2 separate regions of the Mus musculus genome follow, and region 1 is linked to region 2. The links are chromatin loops, found by intact Hi-C in ENCODE. Cell type or tissue: heart. All regions are shown on one strand.

What was found. Peaks named below come from ENCODE experiments on the same cell type or tissue, not always from the same donor. Only the 100,000 strongest peaks of a DNase experiment are listed, where the experiment ranks them.
Region 1: a loop joins it to region 2, with 2.8 times the contacts of the local background. A loop is called at or near these places in 3 of 42 quality-filtered maps.

What each region holds. Positions count from the first base shown.
Region 1 is chr2:163,817,430-163,825,429 of GRCm38, forward strand. Ccn5 (cellular communication network factor 5) reads left to right here and starts at 3,405. Exons shown (of 5, transcript NM_016873.2): 1 at 3,405-3,680; 2 at 3,860-3,952; 3 at 7,712-7,928. The coding sequence starts at 3,893. In heart, no CTCF peak of the experiment used is centred here; DNase peaks (open chromatin) are centred at 850, 3,362 and 6,552; H3K4me3 peaks cover 779 bases; H3K27ac peaks cover 1,111 bases; H3K27me3 peaks cover 2,003 bases.
Region 2 is chr2:163,594,705-163,602,704 of GRCm38, forward strand. Ttpal (tocopherol (alpha) transfer protein-like) reads left to right here and starts at 7,610. Exons shown (of 5, transcript NM_181734.3): 1 at 7,610-7,710. In heart, CTCF peaks have their summits at 3,195 (motif pointing left), 4,748 (motif pointing left) and 7,497 (motif pointing right); DNase peaks (open chromatin) are centred at 707, 1,477, 3,172, 7,597 and 1 weaker place; H3K4me3 peaks cover 620 bases; H3K27ac peaks cover 2,860 bases.

The DNA of each region.
Region 1 (8,000 bases), 220 kb after region 2:
CACCGTGAACCAGTGATATAGTTGTACATCTGAAAACCTAAAACCTGAGGAAACAAGCAATTTTTAGAGAGGTATAAGGAACCTAAAGAGGGGACAATGACCCTGTAGGTACTGGATGCAAGCGTGAGAACCTGAATTTGAATCCTCAAACCTCATATAATAACGCTGAGTCTGGCAGTACACACCTATAATGCCAGACCTGGAAGGCAGAGACAGGAGGATCCTGGCCTAGCGAAGCATCAACTGTATGTTCAGAGAGAGATCCTGTCTCAAAAAAAAGGTGGAGAGCCACAGAGGAGGAAACTCAACCTTGACCTGCGGCCTCCTCACCTGTACCCCCTGGTGTGCAAGTCTGCTCTCATGCACACAGACACGCAAACACTGACATGCCAAAAGATCGGCCCAAGGACTAGTGGAGAATTGAAGTTGAAGCATTATATTTCCAGATCTGATGGCAGTCAAGACCTTCCCAGCCTCAACTCAGCAGCTCCAGGGCTCTGATGGTAAATCCCTGCTGAACTGCAGGAGACAGTCCCTATGTTGTACAGGTTACAAGGGAGACGGGGAAAGAGAGGGGAACCTGTCAAGTGAGCTATTTGATAAATGTCCGCCGTTACAAAAGCTAGATAAGGCAGCCCATGAAAGAACGTTACAGGCCCATTTCATTTATGAACAGATGGAGACACTAAATAAAATACTGGCTGAATCCAGCAAGGTTAAAATAATCACATTCCCTCGCTATCAGGAAGTTTATCCCAGAGAAAACACCAACCACAGAGAACTCGCCAGCATATTTGCCTCAGAGGATCAAGGGAGGAAAATAGCCCAGTGTTCATGACGCCTGGAGCAGACTCGGCTCTTGGATGAGGTCCTCGGTCTTCAGGGAAAAGAAGAACTTTAATCTCACAGAGCTTTTCATAACCAAAAGCTGCATCTATGTATGTTCTGAAGGACCCGGAAAAGGCGAGAAGAGCAGACACTGCTGCTGTGGTCTGAGGCCTGGAGCCAGACAGCAAGGCCAGTAAAGATGCCATTCTAGCAGGAGAGAGACAAGGTTAGACAAATCAACAGGCAGGGATGGAGTATGGAATAGCAATGAGTGGGACTGAGCATGGCTTCCAGGTATGCAGACACCACCACCACCACCAACAACAAAATGGTGTTTTTACATCAACAGTAACTAACCAGGAATACTCAAACTCATGTCAGCTCAAATAGGAGGGTCTATGGGACTATATACATATATACATATTAAAGACACTGGTTACATATTAATACATATGTATATATATGGACATATTATTGCCCCCTTAATTATGTACATTAAATCTATAAGGAGTATCCAGGACACATATGTAGCTCTAGGCACCATAAGGGATACATCCTCTCCTTTTTGTCTATGAGTCAGGGTCTTTCTATATAACTCAAGCTAAACTTAAACTCATTATCCTCCTGCCTCAGCCTTAAAGATACAGGGATGACATGCATGCTTGCCCTTGCCTGGCTCCAATCTCCTTCTTTTATGCCTCCCTCTGTATATGAGACCTGTCTTCAAGGTACCTCCATGGTACAAGGCAGCCACGAACATCACTATCCCACCTTTGACCAGAAGCAGAGGAAGAAAGGAGTGTCAGAGTGACAAAAAGAAAGGCCTTCCCTTTAGGGACCAGTCTCAGAATTTGCACCCAATGCTTTTGCGTAACTCACAACAGGAAGCTAGCCACATAGCCTTGCCTGGCTGCCAAGCTGAGCACATCACTGTCTTACACAAACTCAGGTCTTGGAGATAGTGGCAGGAGATAGACAATTATCAGTGTGGACGTTGTGTAGGTCTGTCTGAGAGAGTTTCCGTGCGGCCATGGAGCGGGTGAGCACCCAAGACAGGGTGTCAAGTCTGGCTCAGAGTTGACTGCGTACCAACAGCCGTCCATTCACCACTTCAGCGTGCCAGCCCCAAAACTCAGCGGCGTCTCACTCCACACCTGCCTGATTCAGGTCCTGTGTGCCGTACCTCTGCCCACGCTACCTAACCAAATGACTGCGGTCTGCCTTTCCAGTCTCGCTGGTGTCATGCCTGCGTGTGGCATAGTCTAGTCTCGATAAACATAGAAAGGATCAAGCAGGGAACTACAGACAGCAAGGACCCAAGGTGGCCATGCCATTTCTCCCTCAGGCCCTCAGGTCATATAGACTTATTTGCTAGATATTTGTCTTCTACCCACAGTGGTAGGCAGAGTCTGTATGTGACTCGGAGGGAGCATATAGCCTCCAGGTTTGTTTTCTTTTGAGATAGGGGCTTGCTTTGTAGCCCAGGCTAGCCCCCTGTGATCTGGGCTCATGGGTGTGTTGCACTGTAACTGGTGGAGGTGTTGGGAGCCACAGCCTTCTCTAAGCACCTAAGACCCTGTTTCTGACTTTATCCCAGAATCAACCGCCCCCCCCCCAAGATGTCCCGCCTTCTATTTCCTGCCTCAGCTCATTGGCCAATCAGCCTTTTATTGACAGATGATGCTTCTACATATAACACAGCAGATGTCTCTACACCCTGATTTTTTTTAAAAAGATTTATTTATTTAAGTATTTTATGTATATGGGTACACTGTTGCAGTCTTCAGACACACCAGAAGAGGGCATCGGATTCCATTACAGATGGTTGTGAGCCACCATGTGGTTGCTAGGAATTGAACTCGGGATCTCTGGAAGAGCAGTCAGTGCTCTTAACCACTGAGCCATCTCTCCAGCCCTACACCCTGATCTTTAAATCCCATGTCCTTCTACCCAACACTCGTTGATAGGACCTTAGGGACATCCCCTGTACCCAATGGATACAGTTGGTGATGTGAATCCTGTGTTTTATTCTCTGCGTATTCCTGCCCAGTCCAGTGCCCAGGAAGCCACATGCCCACTAGATACCTTCTGTACTGAGTATGCCAGGCTACTATGTTAGGTCCCTCCTCCAGACATTTGATCATGCTGTTCCCTCTGGAACATTCTACCGCAGAGCCTTGTTAGCTTTCAGAATTGGCATCTCCCTCAGAAGTTGTATCTCACTCTTTGTCTGAACAAGGGAGGGGGTCCTTACACTTTTCATTACTACCCCATGCCCCAGGCTCTGGTCCCCAGGTCTGTGCTGTGTCTCCAGGTCTGCAGAACCCCTCAGAGCTGGTAGAATCCAACAAAGACAATTTTGCTCAGTCAGATCAGCAGAGACCAGCAAGTGCCAGCACACAGTAGGCTCAGTCTGCTTAGGCTTGGCCACCCTAGGCCACCTTCAGAGCCCAGGAGGATAGGGAGGCTCTTGGTTGCCAAGAGCAGACAGGCTGCCAGGGAAGCTCTGCTCTGGGTCACACCCACCTCTGGGTGGCTGCCAGTCTCCCTGCCAGAAACCACAGGCTGGGTCTGGGCTGCCCAGAGCTTGAGCTTCAGGGCTCAGGACACCGTGGGTCAGATCTGCAGAGCATTTGACAGACGCTCCTGATCTCCAGAGGACCCCGGGCTGGGACAGGGGCCTTGGCGAGGCTGCAGCTGCTGTGGCAGTAGCTTGGGATGGAGGTCTTTCTTGCTGGGAACTGAGGAGCTGAGAGGCTCCTGTCAGGCTCCTGTCCTAAACTCTTGGCACTTGCGGTGGCTTGGGCTTCACACACTGTCAGACACCTTCTTGGTGGCCTCCTCGGCCTCAGGTAACTGGGCTTATTCCTGGGACTATGGAAACCGGTGTAAGGACTATAAATGTGTGTGTGTGTGTGTGTGTGTGTGTCTGTCTGTCTGTCTGTCTGTCGTTTTCTCTTTCTCTGTATGCACCTAGAAGGAACCTCATTCCCTCCAGAACATAAAAAAAGACTCGGGTCTTGCTTCCCAGGTTTGAAGCTGGCTCCACAAGGGACACGGTGACATGAGGGGCAACCCACTGATCCATCTTCTGGCCATTTCCTTCCTCTGCATTCTCTCAATGGTAAGGCATCCTGGTCTTGAATGACAGCAGAATTCTGGGTGGTGGGACAGATATATGGTCACAACTTAGAACTCTTGGAAAGACCCTATACTGGATACAGTCTGGTCTCTGTGCCCAGGCTTGCTTCCCTCTCTGGGCATGCAAGTTCGGCTGTGTGACCTCAGACAAGTGTCCTACCCTTTCTGAGCTTCAGCCTCAGTTGAATGGGTACAATGTTCATGAAGCTTCTGGGGAGACCACTAAGGAGAACTGCATCCACAGAAGATAGCATAGGTCCTGGACCTAGATGAGTGTCTAAAAGAGGACAGTGGGATCCTCCAGTGTCATAGAAACTAAAACAAATGTGAGTGCTGTGTAGCTCTGAACCAGGACAGAGGTTGATGCTGGGGTCTGATTGCAAAGTACAGTCCATGAGGGTACAACATGCTAGCCCTCAGGCAGTCAGTGACCTCTGGCCCTGGTCAGAGAGAGCAGGAGACATCTCTGTGGCAAATGTCCTTGTCCCTTGGTTCACATTGGGCATCTTTTAATTGGCTTGTGAGTAGTTCCGTTTGCACATTTATAACAGTCTTATAACAAATTGTCCTGTTTTGATCAAAGGAGACTCAGAGAGGGTAAGCAATGTGCCCAAAGCCACACAGCAAAGAAAAAGAACAATAGAAGAGTTGCATGGTGGAGCCTGGGGCAGACATAGGTGTGTCTGGAGGAAACCCTAGTCTGTGTCTCTCTACCCTAACCTGAGCAATACCTCACACTAAATGTTAAGTTCCCAGTATCACCGAGTTAAGGCCTTGAGCCAATGCAGTGTTGAGTATAAACATCTCCCTCCCTGGGACCAACTGGCTTCCAGTCTTGAAAGGTGTTGAGCAGAACATGGTGCTGGAGAGGGTAGCTTGGGTGGTCTCCTGGGCCCCGGGAGGGGAGGGTTCTGAAGGGCTGAGGAAGAGCTGCCCTAGATTGGCCACTGGTGTGACATTTATGAAGCCATTCTTTCCTGGTCCTGGGAAGTTGATTGGCATCTGGGATGTAGTCATGGAGAGGACCTGAGGCCACAGCCTTCCCGGGGGATGGAATTCTGGATCTTCCAGGCAGGCTGTGGGCTCCAGGCTCTGGACTGGGGCAGGAGGAAGGAACCTGGAAACAGCGAAGCGATGTTGATCAGGGTCTGACAGCGACCAGAGACTTAGTTACTTAGTCTGGGGAGACCAAAGCAAGTGAGACAGCTTGAATATGGGGACAGAATGGCTAGCAAAGGTGGAGGAGAGGAGGATGCCAGAGGGGCTGCTGCTTCCATAGGCTAAGCAAGAGCACCTGCCCTGCCTACTTACTGTCCTTGAACTGAGGACAGAGGCTGAGGCTGAGGTTCAGGTGCTAACGGAGTCCCTGGGGGAACAGCAGGCTCAAGAGTTAAGTGCGGGCTCTGCCTTCCCACCAAGCTGAATTCTCATCTTGTCCCACTGCTTTCCAGATATTTATCACTTGATTTTGACCTGCTTTGTCCTCACTGTTTTGGAGTTTATTCTGAAACAATGTGTCACTCTGTAGCCCAGGCTGGCCTGGAACTCACTATGTAGCTCAGGCTAACTTCAAAATTCTTCTGCCTCAGTCTCCCAAGGGTTATTTCATCATCTTTAAGTCAGACACGAAGCCCATACCTCGTAGGAAAGGGCTAAAGGGAAAGCTTGTGCACACAGCACTCAACGTAAGGGTATCATTAGTGGCTTTTCTTGGAGTCAGGACCTGAAGAAGCCAGAAACTACCGAGAGCCTGCAGCAGGACTCCGGCTCAGTAGAAGGCTCGTTTTGTCTTTGGCCAGTTCTGCTCAGCCAAGGGAGTCAGACCCTTGCTCTGAAAGTCTGCCTCTTTCTTCTCAAGACAACTGCAAGTGAGTTACCCAAGAATGTCTTATATTCCATGTTGAGATTACACAGGAGGCTTGGAGAGGTGACAGTGCATGCTCATGGCAAGCTCTCAGAGGCTGCTGGTCCAGGAACCCTCTGGAACCTGAAATTCTGCAGGGTGTCCTGCCTTAGGTGGGAACCACTCACTCACTCACTGGCTAGGGACAAGCAGCAACTCTGGGGCGGCCTCTGCTGGCCAGAGTGAGAACTGCGGGCCCTGGAGAGCAGGTTTTTTTGTTTTTTGTTTTTTGTTTATTTTTGTTTTGTTTTGTTTTGTTTTTTGTTTGTTTTTGAGACTCTGGATCCAGGGGTGGGCAGGATGGGGCGGCGGTAAACAGATCACTGTTTCCTTGATCCCATCAAGAGGTCTGGGGTCTTTAGTTTTCTTTTCCTAAATCACAAATCCTCCATATAAGGCCTTCTATTCCTGTTAAAGATTGATCGTTCACTGGTAGGGTAGGCAGTCTGGAACATCTTGAGTGCTATCTCCCTCCCTCTTGGTGCCCACCCTTTCGGGAGCTCATGGCTTCTGGAACTTCATTTGTGTATTTCTGTCTTGGGTGAAAGGCGCAGTTGTAGCACTGGGGTGAAACCCTGCGATGAATGGGTACGGAGGCCCTGGCTCAGTTTTTGCCTCTTTCAGAAGTGTCCTCCTCTGGGGCCGAGAGTCCACAGCAGTGAGGTGGGCGTGGCATGGCTCCCAGATCTGACTATTGGCAGTCACTCCCCCCTGCTCCTCCTCCATGCGGAGTCAAATTTCCCATTCGTGCAGGGTGCTGAGAGCGGAGCGGTGGTGGTGGAGTGGAGTGATATGGGGGTGGAGAGCTGGGGTGGGCTGGGCCAGAGGGGCTGTGGACCTAGATGGTTCTTAGACGCTTCTAGACAGCCTATTAAATAGATCACAGGTCCTGCCTCCGTGACTTCTAGTTTCGTGAGTCCCAGAGGAGGCCTGGGAATCTGTATTGCCCTTTCCTGGCTAATCTGATTGTGCACTTAAGGCTGGGAAGCATGGTGGGCTGTGTCAAGACCGGGAAGTGACGTGTTCTGTTTGACTTCTCAAGTCCGAGGGGTAAGAACACACTCTTCCCTTGGTATCACTCTCAGGCTTTTGTACCTGCCCTCCCGTGAGCACATAGCCAAGATGGCCACCGGAGTTAGCCACATTTGGGAAGGCAAGGAGATTGTTTGTTGGGGTAAAATGCTCTCAGTGCAAGTTTGAGGACATGAGATCGTGCCCCAGCACCCACGTGTAGCAGCCACACACAGTGGGACACATCTGAACCCTCCATAGTGGAGTGGCCAGCAATGGGCAGAGCCTCAAGTTCACTTGGTTAGGCAGCCTAACCAACTGATGATGGTCAGGCTTGGTGAGATACTCTGCCTGAAAAATAGAAGGTAGAGAGTGATAAATTCCTCTACCTGATGTTGATGTCTTCATATTTTCACATAAACACCTGCACACGACACATACATGTGCACCCCAAAAATAAACAAACAAGCAAAAAGCCAGCCATATTAATGACCTCCTACCCACGCTCAGGGGTTAGTGACATCATTTCCTGTCCCCCTTCTACAAACGAGGAGACTCAGGCTTGGAGAGTTAAAGGAGCTCTCAGGCTACGCTGCCAACAAGACAGAGCCTAGGACTGAGACTCTGACCTGGGTCCTTGCTCAAGGTCAGTGCCATGCTGCCTCTTAGGAGCACCGTGGGATGGCTCAGGCTGAAGACCCGTTCTGCGTGACACGGAGGCTGAGCTAAGGATCCCACACTGTCTGGTTTGGCAGAGAAGTGACCAGTCGTGGGAGTTTCCATACCTTCCATGATAGCCAAAACTGAGTGAGGTTTCTGTCTCCCCAGGTGTATGCCCAGCTGTGCCCAGCACCCTGTGCCTGTCCTTGGACACCACCCCAGTGCCCACCGGGGGTACCCCTGGTGCTGGATGGCTGTGGCTGCTGTCGAGTGTGTGCACGGAGGCTGGGGGAGTCCTGCGACCACCTGCATGTCTGCGACCCCAGCCAGGGCCTGGTTTGTCAGCCTGGGGCAGGCCCCAGTGGCCGTGGTGCTGTGTGCCTCTGTAAGCAGGTTTGCTAGACCAGTGTGTGTGTGGGCAGGGAGGAGGCTGGGGGGTCAAGGCCATGGGATCCAG
Region 2 (8,000 bases):
CATCAGAGCCGCTAAAACTGGAGTTACAGACAGTTGTGAGCTCCACATAGGTGGTGGGAAGGGAACCTGTATCTTCTGTATGAGCAACACGTGCTCTTAATTGTAGAACTCTCTCTCCAACCCTCGATTTTTGTTTTGTTTCGTTTCATTTTGTATTGTATTGTACTATGTAGGTGCTGGAAATGCAAACTCAGGTCTTCATGTTGGCATAGTGAGCACTTAGCCAATGGCGGCATCTTCCCAGCCCACACCTAAAATCCCTTTTTTAAAAAATGTATTCTGAAGCTGGGCAGTGGTGGCACATGCCTTTGGTCTCAGCACTCAGGAGACCAAGGATTTCTGTGAGTGAGTTCTAGGCCAGTCTGGTCTAGTCCCATCCTGTGTCTTGCTGTCTACCTTCTCCCTCCCTCCAGGAATCTTTTAGTTATCAGAGCCAAGCAGTGTCCTTCTTGTAGGCAGTCACTGCCCACGCTGGCATGTGGGAAACTGCAAGTACACTGTCCCTGAGGGTGGGCTGACCTTGACAGATGCAGGCACTTTCCAATGTCAGGCAGCAGCCCATTCCTCTCAGCCCTAGCTGTCCCAGCATTGAACTCCCATACTTAAGCTTTCCAAACAGCTCCTCTCTGCTTCTGTCCTCCCCAGGAGATGGCTGCTCTCCCCTCCCTTCCCTCCTCTCACCCCAGGAAGCCCTTGGGTAAACACAGGAATCGTAGGAAGGGGAGGGGCTTCTGTTGCTCATAACCAGATCTCAGCAGTGGAGAGTTTGGCCCTGTACCCTTGAAAAAAAACCTGCTGGCTACCCCAGGGGAGCTTTCTCCAACTTTGTACAAGTCACTTCCATCTTCCGGAACCTCACTTTTCACGTTTCTTCAGGAACTAGTCATCTGTATTCATTGGGCTGGTTGTGATGGTGTGTTCGACCTGGTGAATTTACAGAGCATCCTCAGATCTGACACGAGAGACCTCTCAGCACAGCCCTGCAATTCCTTCTCTGTGAGACCATTTATAAGCCGCCTGATCTCTCTGATTTTTCCCTTCCCCTTTTCCTTTCTCTTCCCTCATTTCAACAGGATTTCACTGTCACAGTGTAACCCCAAGCTGGCCTTGTAACTCCCTATATAGCTCAGGCTGGCTTCAAATTTGAGGTCTTCCTGCCTCAGCCTTCTGAATGCCAAGATGATGGACACTTGTCTCTGAGTCTGTTTGCCCAGCTGCCATATGGAATTCGGATCTGAGGCTGTTCCACTGTGCTCTGTTGAGTTAGTAGAGTACAGAGAGAATAGCACAGTGCCAGGTGTGTGGTCAGAACTAGGTCCAGGCGCTGTACTAGAAGGAGAGGTGAGTGTCTGGGCTGGCATTGATGGAGAAGGGGTGGGATATCTCCTATCCCTGCCGCATCTCCGTTTCAGGACATGTTTTGGAAAATATTCAGTCTGGCTAGGATCCAAAGCCCCTGGGAACAGACAGGACATCCTGTCCCTCCAAGCAGCCGTGCTGACTCAGGAAGATCAATGTGTGACCACAAAAACACAGCTGGTTCTGACCTCTTCTGGGAAATCTACCCGGCCAAACCCATTCAAAGACCCGGATCCTTCCTTCTAGGGCCTGAGCCTGGGCTCTTGAGCAGAAGGTGGCATGCAGAGAAAGAAGACTCTGGCACTTGAGGCATGCCAGGCCAGGGGGTCACAGGCTTCACACGACCCTATGATTGAAGTCAGAGATCTCTCTTGTGCTTGCCAAGCCTCCGGCTTCCCCCAGCCCAGGTTTGGACATTTTTCCAGCCAAGCTGGGCTCCAAACCACTAATTGGGCAACTGTTGACCTCAGAGTAAGTCAGCCCCAGCAAGAGAGATTGTTGAAGCGCATGGGATGTTTTGTTCCTTAGAATCCCAAGAATTAGAGTGAGTCCTCCTCATCCCACAACTCTAGCGCCCAACCCCTCACGGCCATTTGCTTGTTTTGTAACTCGGGCAGGTTCCTCTGCCTCTCAGAGCTCCAGCCTGCTCCCCTCCCCAAGAGAACCCATAGGGGCAGGTGCCCAGTAAGGGAAGTTATTACTGCAAATAGCACTCACTGAATGCCAAACCTAACAAAGTGTGGGCACAGCGTACAAGAGGCCCTAGTTCAATCTGCAGCTCCTCAAACAATTGCGCTAATAAAGGAGGCCCCACTTCTTCCTGAGAACCTCAGTTAACAGACGCTCAGAGAGGGGAGACATTTGAACAGTTGGTGACACAGTTAGCTGCTCAGCCGGAGGAGGGGCTTGCAGCCAAGTCTGGTGGCCTGAGTTTGATCCTCAGGACGTACAAGGAAGAGAGAGAGAGAGCCCATTTGCTAAAAAGTTTATCTCTGGCTTCTACATGTGTACCATATGCCACTTGAACACACATATCACACACACACACAGATACACAATGAATGAATGAATGAATGAATGTAAGTTTTAAAACAAGTAACAACAAAACAAAACAAAACCCCAAAATACTTTATCAGCTGCTTGTGGTCACATGTAGTTTCTTTGAGCCTTGTAAAAATGGAAATGAAAGATATGAGCATTGTGAGGGGCCCACTGTCCTAGATGATCTGGGACCCATGGCTGGCAGACAGTAGGCCCTGGGAAGCACTGAGCATTTATTTCTAACCATGCTGGTAATGTTTCCACAACCATAGAGCTAAGTGTTTCTGGTGAGTCAGGGGGACTGATTTAGTGAGTGCCTACTATGTGTCTACTTCTACCAGAAACCACACCACCTGAGTGCACACACGCATGCACGCACAAACACACACACACACACACACACACGCATTCGCGTGCAAATGTACACATGTACTTAGAGAGGTAAGCAGTTTGACTTTAACTTTTTAAAAACTTGATTTAAAAAACCAAAATGGAGCCGGGCGTGGTGGCGCACACCTTTAATCCCAGCACTCGGGATGGTCTACAAAGTGAGTGCCAGGACAGCCAGGGCTACACAGAGAAACCCTGTCTCGAAAAACCAAAAAAAAAAAAAAAACCAAAATGGATCCAGAAATTCACGTTACATTTGGAGCTTAAAGAGAAGGCTCAAGAATGAAAAGCACCTGCTGCTCTTCTAGAAGACCTGGGATCTACCAGCACCCACGTGGTAGCTGTCAATCATCTACATCTCCAGCTCCAGGAAACCCAGTGCCACCTTCTGGCCTCTGAGGGTGCTGCATGGGCATACATGCAGGCAAAACACCCACAGGCAGAACATAAAAATAAAAAAATCTTTTTAAAAATGTCAAGACAAGCATAACAGTCATAACTGTAACCACCTTGGAGGTATGATAGGAGAATCAGGAATGCGGGGTCATCCTCAACTACATGTTAGTTCAAGATAGTCTGCGACACATGAGTATATCTCAAAAGCAACAATAATGACAATTAAATAAAAAAAAAATAGAGGGTCCAGCAAGATAGTTTGATCAGTGGAGATGCTTATTGCCAAGTCTGTGGACCTGGGCTTGACCTGGACTTGACCTGGGCTTGACCTGGACTTGACCTGGGCTTGACCTATGTTGGTAGAGAACTAACTCCTGTGAGTTGACCCCTGACCTCCACAAATGCACTGTGGTATGTGTGTGCTAACACACACACACAAAATAAGCAAACATAATTTTGAAAGAATATAGTTTGTTGTAGGGTGTATCGCTCATATCTGTAGTCGCAGAACTTGGGAGACAGAGGCAGGAGAACTGCTGTAAGTTTGAAGCTACCATGTTCTACACAGTGAGTTACAAGCTAGCCAGAGCTACAGAGCAAAACCCTGTCTCAAAAACAGGGGTGTAAATACCTGTGAGCTGCATGAATATGCTTATACATTGCTTTTAAAAAGAAAATAGTCCCTTGAGTCGTGCCACCATCTCCAATATAGACAGCTGAAGTAGATACAGCTGGAGACAGCTCTGGTGCTCCAAGCCATTGTGGCACACTGGCAAGGAAGCTCAGAGAGGCCAGGATGCAGGGAAAGCTGACCTTTGGTGACCTTCTGATCTGGAGCGGGTGATCACAGCTAGCAGACATTCCGAGTCCCAGTGGACCAGATCTCTGGACATCATTCCTTGGAGTTCCCAAGGGGCCCCTGCACAAGGCTCACAGCTCTCCTTGTGCACATGGCAACGGGTCCTTTCAATGTGATGTTCCAGATCGGTTACTTCTGGCTGTCCAAGACAGGCAACAATACAGAAACTCAAGTCTCTGCTCACCTATTTAATTGTAAACGTGGACAGCTTCTGGCCCTTCCTTGATCCAAGCCTGTCTTTCAACCTCTGAAACCAAAGAGACAAGCGTGGTATAGTCTCTAGAATGAAGTAAAATTTGCGACTACACTGACATTTGGACTTGACTCTCATCTCGGATCCTTTCTGAATTGGAATGTCCTATTCTGTAAAGACCATCTCTCCCATTGTTTTCAGTATAAGCATTATAAGGATATATATCTATATAGATATATATCACATATATATCATATATATTATATATCACATATATATTATATATAAACATATACAGAAGGATATATACATATATGGGTATATGTTACATATATACATGTATATTTAGATATATTATATGATATGAGCCTAGTGCCTCATTGTCTACAGCTGCTCAACATGAGAAAACTCTCCTGTTTTGTTTGTCTGACACCCTTCTGCCATCTCTAAACTTTCACTCAGGAAGGCTGACCATCCTCACCAAGCTCATCTCCCCCTACTGTCAGCATCTAGAAGTGCAGGCTGGGCTGCCAGGGCCACCGGTAAACTGTTCATCTGGAAGAGAGGTTTAATCTCAACACCTGGGCCAGCAGGGCTAAAGCTTTGCTCCAGAAGCCTCCTACTATTTGTGCAGCTTGAGAAAAGTTATTTTTGTCTTATGAGCTCATTTAATCAGCTTTTTTGTTTTGTTTTTGCTTCTGAAGACTATGTTAGTTACCTTTCTATTCCTGACAAAGCCACTTAAGAAGGGAAGAGTTGGTGGCCAGCAGTGGTGGCTCACACCTTTAATTCTGGCATTTGAGAGGAAGAGAGAAGTGGGTCTCTGTGAGTTCTAGGCTATCCCGGTCTATGTAGTGAGTTCCAGGATAGCCAGAGCTCCTGTCACAAACACACACACACACATACACACACACAGGAAGGAGGAAGAGTTTATTCAGGCTCACAATTCAGGGTACAGAGGCCATCATGAAAAGCAGCACTTAAGGTAGCCAGTCATATTGTGTTCCAGTCAGGAAGCTTAGTGAGAGAAGTGAACAAAGGCTGCTGCTTAGCTGCCTTTCTCCACAGTCCAGGATCCCAACCAGGGAATGATCCCAGCTAGTCTTCCCTATTCAGTGAGCCACAGTTAAGGCAAATTCCTATAGACATACCCAGATATCCACTTCACGGGTGATTCTAGAGCCTATGAATTTGACAGATAACACTAACCAGCCCAGGGATCCAGATGTTTGGGAGCCTGAATAGATTGGCCAACGTCATATAATTTGAATTAAGATTAGTAGATTTCGGTGGATGAATCATGTCCTGTCCCCTGAGATGTCCTCATCTTAGCCTCTGTAATTTGTAAATATCTCATGGGGTCAAAGAGATGTTATAGGTGTGCTTAAGGATCTTCAGATGGTGAGACTATTCCAGGTTCTCCCAATAATGGGCCCAATGTAACTGTAAACATTCTTATAAGTGAGAGGCAGGAAGCTGGAGGTGACGTGTCTCCTGATCTTTTCTACTCAAGAGGCTGAAGTGGGAGAACTGAAAGTTCAAGACCAACCTGAGTAAGTGTCTCAAAAACAAATCTTTGAAACAGGGTCTTACTCATGGTCCTGACTGGCCAGCTGACCTCAAACGCAGCTGAGGTTAAAGGCGTGCATCACGATGCCCAAATTTCTCAAATATTTGAACATGACTTTTGTAAGAGACATGAGCATTCACACTTATGATTCCAGGACTTCCAAATGTGACACAGAAGGATTGTGGACTTGAAGTCAGCCTAGATTACATCAAGTTCTCTCTCTCTCTCTCTCTCTCTCTCTCTCTCACTCACACACACACACAAAGAGAGAGAGAAAGAGAGAGAGAAAGAGAGAGAGGGAGAGAGAACACAGAGGGGGTATTCAGGACTCAGTCAGTTGCCGTTGTGACAACAGAAGCAAGATGTCGGAGTGATGTGGGGAAGACCATGGACCAAATAATACCAGTAGCTCAGTAGCTTCTGCAAGTTGGAAAAGAGAACCAGTACCCAGAGAGACAGCAGCCTTCCCAGCTCCCCGGTGTCTTTAGCAAAGCAACAAAATACATTTGTGTTATTTGAAGTCACTATGTAGTAATTTGTTATAAATGGAACAGGAAACTAACACTTAGATTTGGGCGGGGGGGGGGCGCGGACGGGGGACAGGACACCTATTTAAATGTGAGTTTCTGAGAAACAAACATTTCTAAAGTATGTGTCCCAAATGTTACATAAGGAACCTAGTCTTAAAAATAGACCTTTGTTTATCTGAAATTCAAATTTAACTGAGAGTTCTATATTTTATTTGGCAGCCTAGAAGCTGGTGACTGGAGAGAAGGGAGGACTGCAAGTCTCATGACTTGTAACCTGGGGTGGCGGCACACACTCACTGTCTCAGAAGACAAGGCGCAAGAGTCATGAGTTGGGGGCCAGCTGGTCTACAAAGGCACCCTCTATTAAAAACAAACAAAACAGATAAACATAACTCAGAATTCCCAGGGTACCTCGAACCCCTCTCACATATTTAGTTTGACATCTGGCAAAATCCATTGTGTCCTTATGTCCTTGAAGGTCACTTCCCACCACTCTAGGACTCCACTTATTCATAAGGTAGGGAAAGGATGAGGGACTTAAGGTTATCCCTTTGAATATGACATTTTCTTAGACCGACGAAATTTCTCTCTAGAAATGGTCTGTTGTCCTTATTCTACCTAAAAGAGATTTGCCTCGAAATTACAGTTGCACAAACCATGGGTATGTGTGGTGAGGCTAGTAAATGGGTCAGATGTGGAGTTAATAAACTCCTTTTCAAACTACTGCTGTCTCGAGACAACATTGTGAGCCCCAGAGCAGGAAACAAGTAGTTTCTGAGTCGGGGTCCAGGGCAAGAATCGTTATTCACGAAGAAATAGAGGCGAAGAGGCTAGTGCACTTGGCCAAAGCGGCTCAGCTGATGGCATACTGACACAGGCAGCCAGTCCAGACATCAGCTGAGGACAGAGTAGTTCTGCAAATGATAAGCCTGAGGTCTAGGTCTGAAGCTGGTTTCTGCATTGATTTGCCGCTTCTCTAGAGGTCACAGCAGGCAGGGGGATTGAAAAAAAAAAATATATATATATATATAAAATGAAAATAAATAAATAAAAAGACAATTTAATGAGAAAATGATGTAGAACACTAGGCATATGGCAGTGTGTTCCAGCTTCCCTCCCCGAGGCCTCAGTTTCCCCACCCGAAACCCAACTCAGCTGCACAGCCGGGGCCACCAGGTGGTGTCAAGCCCCAAGTCAGCACTACAAAGTTCACTCATGCGCATTCCCGGATGGGCGCCGCCTACACGCGGCTCGAGCGTCACTTCCGGCGCGAGGGCCGGGCCGGCCGGCCGGGGAGTGCGGGTCTGTTCTGCGCGCGCTGCCAGCCGAGGCTCCTGCCGCCGTGACCCGCGCTCCGCCCGCCGCCGGGCTGGTGAGTGCCCACGAGCCCGGGTGTGCGCCGAGGGGCCAGAGATAGGGACCGGAGAGGGCGAGATCGCCGGAAGTGGGCCAGAGGGGCGGGAGACCCCAGGAAATGGGGACACCTGGGGAGGGGGCGAAGACCGGAAGTAGGGGCCTTGGGACGCTGTCAGCGGCTCGCAGGTCTCTGGGGCTCCGAGAGAGATGGCTTCCTGCCTCCTGTTGTTGTGGACGAGAGGGGATGCCCCGGAGAGAGAGATGGCTCCAGGTGGGGAGGGTGTCAGGCTTTATTTCCTGTCCATC